Linked DNA regions of Homo sapiens: region 1 is linked to region 2. A link is a contact called in ENCODE Hi-C or POLR2A ChIA-PET data. All regions are on one chromosome and are shown on one strand. The core of a region is the stretch at or near the end of the contact, and the rest is flanking DNA. Distances in the headings are between cores, read along the strand shown.

Evidence for each region. Hi-C counts contacts between places; a loop is a spot of excess contacts on that map. ChIA-PET counts read pairs that join two places held with the same protein, here RNA polymerase II (POLR2A). Pooled maps may share reads with other maps.
Region 1: a pooled map shows a loop between it and region 2 (2.3-fold over the local background). The contact joins two enhancer-like sites. A Hi-C loop is called at or near these places in 2 of 50 pooled maps. POLR2A ChIA-PET finds 5 or more read pairs at or near these places in 3 of 52 experiments (AG04449, Panc1 and activated T-cell).

The regions. Positions count from the first base shown.
Region 1 is chr17:63,403,779-63,408,359 of GRCh38, reverse strand. It overlaps TANC2 (tetratricopeptide repeat, ankyrin repeat and coiled-coil containing 2), which reads right to left. Exons shown (of 28, transcript NM_001394998.1): 20 at 3,105-3,238; 21 at 2,083-2,206. All of the region lies in intron 2 of LOC105371856 (a long non-coding RNA gene), which reads left to right. Among named protein-coding and RNA genes, the nearest start is that of CYB561, 40 kb to the left of the region's middle. Within about 2 kb of position 2,531, at least 3 of the 41 ENCODE cell types and tissues checked have a DNase peak (open chromatin) inside an H3K27ac peak, as active enhancers do.
Region 2 is chr17:63,137,040-63,141,932 of GRCh38, reverse strand. The region is part of intron 4 of TANC2 (tetratricopeptide repeat, ankyrin repeat and coiled-coil containing 2); the gene reads right to left. Among named protein-coding and RNA genes, the nearest start is that of TANC2, 170 kb to the right of the region's middle. Within about 2 kb of position 1,537, at least 3 of the 41 ENCODE cell types and tissues checked have a DNase peak (open chromatin) inside an H3K27ac peak, as active enhancers do.

The DNA of each region.
Region 1 (4,581 bases), core at 1,282-3,781, 270 kb before region 2:
AATCTTCCTCTTCTCTCTTTTCTTTCTCATGCAGTTAATGAAATCACAATTCTCCCAAATGTCCGTCTTACAACTCTGGAGTTATCTTTAACTGTTCTATCCTTATTTCCTACATCTAATCAGGCTTCATATCCAAAATACCTCTTGCACATAGCCCTTTTTTGTTCTATGCTGAAAGCTACTGCCCTTGGGTTAGGACCTCATTATGCCTCATATGTTCCATTACGATGGCTTCCTAACTGATCTCCTGGCTCCTTTGTCAAATCTGCTGTTCACATACTGCCAGAGTGATTGTTTTTAAAGCATAACTCTGCCATCAATTCCTTATTTAAAATTTTTAAAGCCTCCCCAGATTCCTTTAGAATTAAGTCCAGATTCTTCTAACTTGGTCCTTTTCCATTTCCACATACCTTTCCAATTTTATTTTCCGTAGTCCCCTTACATTTTACTAGACAGCTTGCATATTTCTCCAAACCTGTCATTCCTCTTTGGCCTTTCATCTATGTTACTTCCTCTCCCTAAATACAAAACATTTTTCCTCTTCGAATTTCAAAGTCTGTCCTAGTCTAACTCAACGGACGCCTGTATCAGAGCACTCAGGATTCTCCGCTTTTTAAGGCATTTATCTTTGTTTCATCTCTTCCCTGCCACATTATAGACCCTTTGAGGGCACAGGTTATAGTGTATTAATTAAAAAAATCAGAACCACTCATAGTTCCTAGTATAGTGTTCTGCTAATAACATAGCCTAAATAAATCTTTGTTGAATTCATTAAGCCTCTAAGTGTGGAAAAAAATGAAACAGTCCAAAGATGAAAATGTCTTCACTGGTAAGGGAGAACAAATACCTGGAATCTATGGCTACGGAGCCTCTACTGGCACATGACAGGTACTTTGCAGCTATCTAAAGGTTATCAGTGGCTCAAGAGTTCCTGCCTCTTTCAGTGGACTTGGTTTGTTCTGGAATATTACTCTGGACACATCTTATCTTGAGAATCTAGGCCCAACCTTCCTCCTCCTTGCTTCCCCAGCAGAATGAAGGGAGAGAGCATGAAGCCAAATTTCTTTGGTAGCTTATATGGGGAAGGCAAGAGCCACTTCGCACCCTGTAAGAGCAACTCTCTGATTCTGACCCAGCCTTGAGTCTGAGTCTGTGGAAAAAAATCTTACTTAAGGGATACAGCTAAAGATCCAGTAAGTCTCTGACTGAGCTGTAGTTTGAAATCTTAGAAGAAACCTAATTTCTTCCTAATTAAACTACCCTCAGCTGCTCTGGCCTAGGCATAATTCTTCAGGAGGTTGGTTTTCTTGAAGGAAAGTACATGTGCTTGTGGATGTAATTACCGACATTTGCGTCCAGTTTACTAATAGTGGAGGCTAACTGGAATGACTGCCTCTGTCTCTTGCTTCAAGTAAATGCTCAAGCTCCACTAGATGGCACTGCAGAGTCACCAGTGATGAGCTTTTTCTACTACAGAGGTCCATCATCAGCAGCCACTGTTATGCACAGGTGATAGAGGTCACAGCAACCAACAGGAGCCTGACGTACTTTATGATGGTGGTGTGATCATCATCTCCTTTAACTTATTTCCCATTCACCAGGAATTTGTGGATGTTGGTAAGTGTCAAAAGGAATTTATTACTACAGGGTAATAATCTTGATCCCCCAAATAGCATCCCAGAGTCAGCAGGGATCTTCACTGGCATTTGCCTCCTTTGAATTCAAGAAAAATATTAGTTGTGCAGGCTTACAAAAGAATTGATAAAGTCAGAACACAATCCCCGGAAGATGAACATTTATTGAGTATATATTTTTAAAAAATCAAAGTTTGGAGACTACTGATCTGAATGAGAATTTAGAATATGTTAATTTCATTTAAATCCCTCAAGTCATAAGGAAATAGAGAGTATCAGAGTTAAAAACATTACACTGAATACAAGAGGGGAGGAGATAGCCTTTCATTTTCCAACCAACTGGATTAATATCTGTTCTTAGCATCTCCTGGGATCCATTGCTGGAAATCATGAGTTCACCAGGTAATTATGGAAACTGGCCAGCCAGCTCTAGCATTCCAAGACTAACCTTGTGCAAGCAGAAAGTCCACGGTTCCTAGATGGCCTTCGGAAGCAGCCATCATCAGGGGAGTGCGGCCCTGCTTGTCTGCCATGTTGACATCAGCTCCATGGGTGAGTAAAAGATCAACAATCTGCAAGTGCAGAGAAACAGGGACCAATTAGCCCAAAGAAGAGCTGCTGAGAAGACACGTGCACACTATCTCTTACTCTGTAGGAATTCCTACTGCTGTACGAGTCACCCATGTATCTTTCCACTTCCCCCATAAGTACCTGTATAGTCCTAGTACCATGTGATTTAATCTCTCTCAGGGACAGTCAAATGAGAAGGATTCAACTCTCAATGTCTGACTCAGCTACTAAGTAAAAAAGAACTTAACAAAGGCCAAGATGTAGGATTAAACAATCCCATAGCGGAAGTTCCAACATAAATCACTCCTTTATTGCCCTCTAGTGGTTGCAAATCTGCCTGTAGTTAATACTTGCAACTGAACTGAACATAATCAAGTGACTCTGGTAACTCTTTAGGGCTGTTTGGCTTCTACAGCCTTTTTTCTATTGAAATACTTCTGAAGATTATTATCAGTGTGCTTTCCTTTCCATCCTAAGTGTATAAATTAACATTTATCCAGAATCCAAACATCTAAAAGGATTGTGTTGTTAGAATTTGCATTCACTGTATTTTCTTTTAGTAAGTCTCAGACATCTGCAAGTAAGTGATTAGCAGAAGTCCGCTGAGAAATGAACCTTCCAAGGAGTCTTTGGATGCTGTGAAATGTGAGAAGGAGGTCACTCTATCACCAGGACATAAGTAGTTAGTCCTTCTATACAATCTGTATCAAGTGATGGTTTTGAATGTTAACTGTCGTATTCTCAATTAACCAGAATACTCATAACAAAGGTCCAAGTCCTCAAACCTGATCACTGCTGGGTAACCCAAACTTTACTTGTGATCATTTTGCTCTGTGCATCAGAAGTCCTCACCTAGAACTCAGTCCTGCCTGAGGGACTGGAAGTGGTCGCCCTGCTTACCTGCCAGTGGCCCTGGCGCACTGTGCTGAATAGTGGCACTGCTCCTCGGCGGTTTGGCTGGGCCACTGCCGCCCCTTGTTCCAAGAGCAAACGGCACACCTCCAGTTTGCCCCTTCCGGCTGCAGCTGTTAGGGCTAAGGGCAGAGAACAAAGATTGAGGATAGGTGGTTCTGGTCCTCTCCAGCGCTCCATGTTAAACGTGACATATCCTTGTGTTTCATTAATGTAATTGCTACTTTACTTCTAAGAATAATGATTTTTGCCACCTTTTCCATAAAGAAAAGTTCTAAAGAAAAATAATGAATAAAGACACATTTAAATTGCCTCACAATATTTGGAGACAATAATAATAAATCTATTGAAAATTCACCTTTAATCAAACTCACTTGGTTTCATTTTTCCTAACCAGACTGTCTTCTCTGCTTTGGTCTACCTCTCCTTTGGTACCTCTTCCTAGCTACAAACTCTGTTAGTCTACGTGTGGGTGGAATCTAAAGACAAGAGTCTTTGCAGAGATAAAAAGTTTTTTTTTTTGTTTTGTTTTAGAATTAGCTGGGAACTACCTCCAGCCAAGCTCTACCCCTGGGCTCTTAAGCCTAGAGAACCAAAGTTAGGAATTGCAGTCCAAGGTCTTGGGCCAGTTTTCATTCTTTTTCTTCATTAGTTGATACAGAAGTTTCTGGTACATTTGCAATCATTTTTTATATAAGGATTTGAATGATTCAAGGTAGCAGTCTTAAAGATGAGAGAAGAGGTATGACAAAGACTATTTTCTTCTGAATATAAAATAATGAAGTCACAGGTAAAAATAGCTACAGTGAGTTTAAGAGACACATTAGGAAAAAAACAGAAACATTCTTCTTTTTGTGCCACTGTCCACTGACAATATGATCTCTGATACAAAGGAGATTTTACGAACGCCTATTTTGTCCTCAGAGTGTCGTTTCAACAGTAGAAAGAGGAGTTTGGAGATATGAAGTCTATCTTTTAACAAATATGTATTTGTTTCATTTAACCATGGGCTCTCAGGTGCACAAGTCTATTGTTTTAAAAAATGAGGGGTATGGAGGATGGAAACACTGTTAGAACATGTAGGAGTTATACTTCATTTTAAAGGAAGAGGATAAAGATTTTTTTTTCCAAATTGACTTAAAAAATTGATGTAGTAGTCAGCAGGTTCTTCTTTTATTATGGCCTCCTACTCCAGTAACAAACCAGAAAATGATAATATTTGGCAGGCACAGATACTGCAGTTTGCAAACTTTAAAACGTATTCAGAGAAGCAAGTAAAATTTACATCAAATGGACATTTGCATTCATTTCCACTTAAGTGCAAATTATGGCATTTTGTCTCTGGACTTGGCCAAATTTATCCACTACTGAGTCATATGCAAAATGAAAACTACCTGTAATTTCCGCAAGTATAAACCTTCAAGTAACATTTTCCTTCCTTCTGCAAGGATAAGAAGGACTTATG
Region 2 (4,893 bases), core at 288-2,787:
AGTAAAAAAGTTTAAAAACTTTTTCCAACATTACATCTATAGACGGTAGTTTTCTTATAGAGCTTTATACAAACTTTTAATTTTGCTCTGATCTTATTTGGCACTCAAATAAGAATTAAATGTAACAATTTTTTTTAAAATGAGTATTTAAATGGAAGAGAAAACATCCCTAAATTTTGTTTTAGAAAGACTGATGAAATGGGATCATTCTGTTGGGTCTTATAGATGGCCTATTTCTTTTAGTTAGTGATGCAAAACTTCTTGCTAGAGCCCAGTTCTAATGTGAGGTACACAGCTCTAAAAACAATTACCTCACTTTCAAAAAAAGCTATGTAACGACAAATAAAAATACTTTTTTTTTTTTCTTGAGACAGAGTCTCGCTCTGTCACCCAGGCTGAAGTGCAGTGGCACAATCTAGGCTCACTGCAACCTCACCTTCTGGGTTCATGCAATTCTCCCACCTCAGCCTCTGGAGTAGCTGGGATTACAGCTGTGCACCACCATGCCGGGCTAATTTTTTTTTTTTTTTTTTTTTTTTTTTTTTTTTTTTTTAGTAGAAACGGGGTTTTAGCATGTTGGCCAGGCTGGTCTTGAACTCCTGACCTCAAGTGATCCGCAAACACTGGCCTCCCAAAGTGCTGGGATTACAGGCATGAGCCACCACACCCAGCCTATTTTATACTTTTATTTAAATTTTTACCTAAGCTCATTCGACCTTTGTAATTTTTCTATGTAAAATACATTAATCCTGTTTTGCAGATGGGAAAACAGAATCATAAGATCTCTTGTCCAAGATTACAGTAATTAAGTGGTAGATCACAGATTCATATCCTGATATTTTGATTTCAAATATTATAATATTTCATTTATAATACTCTTCCTGGGCAGGCATGGTGGCTTGCGCCTGTAATCCCAGCACTTTGGGAGGCCAAGGCAGGTGAATCACTTGAGGTCAGGAGTTCAAGACCAGCCTGGCCAACATGGCGAAACCCCATCTCTACTAAAACTACAAAAATTAGCCAGGTGTAGTGGTGGTGAGGGCCTGTAGTCCCAGCTACTCGGGAGGCTGCAGCAGCAGAATTGCTAGAACCTGGGAAGCAGAGGATGCAATGAGCCAAGATGGTGCCTCTACACACAGCCTGGGCAACAAAGCGACACTCTGTCTCAAAAACAAAACAAAAAACTGTTTCTCAAGGTATGGGACTGATTTTAGGATGTAAAAGATGATTTAAAATCATCCATAAAAACGGCAGTAAATAGCACTGAATTACATAGCGCAGTGGGCATTACTAGTGCCCACCAATATCCTGGTCTCCATTCCCTTCTAGGCAGAGGGGTGACTACAATTACCAGCTGTTGTGCAGTTTAGAAGACTAGTTTGAGCCAATGAAATAAAAGCAGAAGTGACATAGTCCCTGCATGATTCTACAGTGTATCTCTTCCTCTGACAGAAAAATCATGATGAAAGTCTCACGTTGAGATAGTGAAACTACAAGATTGAAGCAGCAATAAAGGACAGCTGCCCTGGAGAGTTGCCAACATTTGTTGGGTGAATTAGAAACCAACATTTGTTGTATGAATCTGCTGCCATTTTAAAGATGGTTTGTTATGGCAATATAGTTTAGCCTATTCTGACTAATGAAATTGCTACAAAAGTTACTCTTTTCAATTATCTGTCAATCCTTCTGAATCTGTCAAGAAGAAAATTTTAATGTGCGGCTAGTATCAGCTAATCCTCCTTTTTAACAGAGAGAGTTGAGCTTCAGAATCATTTGAAGGTTTAAGTAGCCAGATTAATGTTCTAGTTAATCTTCTAGTTATGTTCATGATATTGATTTTCTAGTTTGACTAGTAGTATAAAGTTTCTTTAAAAGTAAATTATTTAAACAAAAGCATGAAATTCCAAGAAAATATTAGGTTAAACAAAAAGTAGTTATAATCAGGTGGGGCAAAAATCATGAAAATCCTATACCAAATGAATGAAATTAAGAAACAGTGCAGGTACCAACATGTATTTCTTTCTTTCTTGAGATAGGGTCTTGCTCTGTCACCCTGGCTGAAGTGCAGTAGTGTGATCACAGCTCGCTGCAGCCTTGACCTCCTGGGATCAAGTGATCCTCCTACCTCTGCCTCCTGAGTAGCTGGCGTTACAGGCGCATGCCACCACACCCAGCTAATTTATAAAAATGTTTTGTACAGACAGGGTCTCACTATGTTGCCCAGGCTGATCTCAAACTCCTTGCTTCAAGCAATACTCCTCAGCCTCCCAAAGTGCTGGGATTATAGGCATGAACCACCACGCCCAGTGGCCAAACTCTATTTCATCATACACAGTCTCGCTCTTGTTGCCCAGGCTAGAATGCAGTGGTATGATTTTGGCTCACTGTAACCTCCACCTGTCAGGATCAAACAAGTAGCTGGGACTACAGGCCTGTGCCACCAAGCCCGATTAATTTTTTTGTATTTTTAGTAGAGATGAGGTTTTGTCATGTTGGCCAGGATGGTCTGGAATTCCTGAGCTCAAGCAACCACCCACTTCTGCCTCCCATAGTGCTGGGAATACAGGAGTGAGCCACTGCACCCGGCCAAACTCTATTTCAATAGAGCAACTTGACTTAATTCTCCATTTTCTGTCTAGTTTGTGTTGAGTTATAAGCAAAACATTTAGGCAAGTGCATTTAAGTTGGTGTTCAGTATGAAGGACACAAGTGGCATTACAGTCATGACTGGAATACTGGTTAGGTAATAAGAGAATTGGGAGATAACAAGTATAAACAGAGAAAGTAATAAGTTAAAAAAAGACTTCTCATATGAACAGACATAATTATTTGAGCAATCTAGTCATTTGATGAGATAGATAATCAGAGCAGTCTCCTCTTAAAAAATTTTTGCCATCTTTTCAGAAGGGCCAATCCAGTTCTCTATACTTTTAATAGCCTTCAATTCCACGGATGGCATAGTCAGAGGTCAAAAGTGAAGAAAGAGGAAGCACAGACTGAATCTGTGTGTGGTACACACGTGTAATCTGTGAAGAATCTATGTCCATGGTTACAATGCAGCTTCGTAACTTAGACAAGTGTGGTATGTCAATACAGAAAAGCTGTAGTTACTGTATTAAAGTGAGAGTAAATCATGAGGTCATTCTTGAAAGCTTTAGAGTGGGTTCTCACTCAAAGTTTCTAAATTGTGTTACCACACTTTGAAATATGTGAAGGATTTTATCATGACCAAACCTGGCACAGAAAGAAAAATCTTTTAAAAACATGTTTCTGATCATTAAGAAAGAGAAAGGAAAAGATAGGTAAGATGGTGAAGAGACGTATTTCATTTCAGAGGATAGAAGAAGAATACAGATTGACAAGAAGGGACAGGATATGCAAGTACACAGCCTAAAGTAGCCCTTCCAACAACCGTCCAAGCAGAACAAGGGCTATTAGCACTAATACAAAAGAAAGAAAGCAATGTTTTCATCTTAATGAACTGTTTGAGAAAGACTGAAGTTTCTCAAGCTCAATTTCAGCCTATGTATTTATAAAAATTATGGTCCTCTCACAAAGATGTATCACTACAGTTACAGTACAATTATGTTTTCTCCTCGTATTAGGGTAGGCCAAGAGCTGAAACAAACAACTTTATCTCAGTAGCCCAATACAATAGATTTCTCATTCAATATGCGTATTCAGTAGGAAGCTTCTTTCTATAATGTAGTTCCAACAGTATCTTACAGCCCCAGAGTTCTTTGTTGGATTCTCTGCATCCAGAGACGCAGGGGGTGGGAGGGGGAAGGGTCTTTTACAAATTGCACATGTAAAGTTTCTGAACTTTGCGAAACGTCTGGAACTGGAACACATTGTTTCCAATCATACCTCCTTCAAGCTCAGTCATGTGACACACTTAAGTGCAAGGAAAGCTGGAATATGCAGTTACATGCAGTTTACCCATATGCCCAGGAAAAATGGAGAACAGGTTTTATAAAAAGATAGTATTCTTTGCTATACTCTATATAATACCTTGGACACTCATAAAAATGAGATGCAGAGCTAATAAAGTAGCAGATCCTGTATTAAATTTAGCCCTCTTTCTTTCAAATGGGCTGAATATACATCATCAGGACCTAAGATCAACCTAAATTTATTTATTTATTTCCAGACTTTTTTCATCAAATATAATGCTTTATATTACAATGCCTAGAATAGTATCTGGCATATGATAGCTGGTTAATCATTATTTGTTAATTGAATAGTATAGAGAATCAAAGCAAAGACAGACATTACAAATAAGAGTTTTACTATACAAAGTGAGTCTTAAAAAGCGCTCATGGATAAAACAAATCTTTGTCACCTGAGAAACACAGAGAGGCTTTCATGAAACAAACAGATTATATAAACTATCTTCATTATAATGACTACAACCATTTAATTTCTAGCTTTAATGACTGGATTCTTTTCTATAAAAGATATCCAACAAAATACACTGAGAACAAAGAAGAATTACAAGGGAAACACATTTGAAAAGAAAAGACACTTTAGCTGTGTATTGGCTCTTTCACATTGAGGGATATTTGAAGTATACAACACAAAAGAAATCAACATCTTCTTTATGCCTTACTTTTAACAGTCAGGCCAAGTAGCTGGTTCCTGGCCCTCCAAAGCAGGTAAGTCAATTGTGGATCAGTTTGTCCTTCTGAACTTACTTTTAAGCTCTATTTAGGCAGGTATGGAGTAATTTTTTACTCTGAGGCTAGTTTAGCCTTACTACTAATGTGTGTTCTTACTTGGATCTCTACTGAATGCTCCAGGTTTTTAACAAGATCTTTCTGGTCAGAATGAAAAAAAATAAAAAATAAAAAATAAAAATCTCCCATTCCTGTTGGGACTCTAGGAATTGTTCAG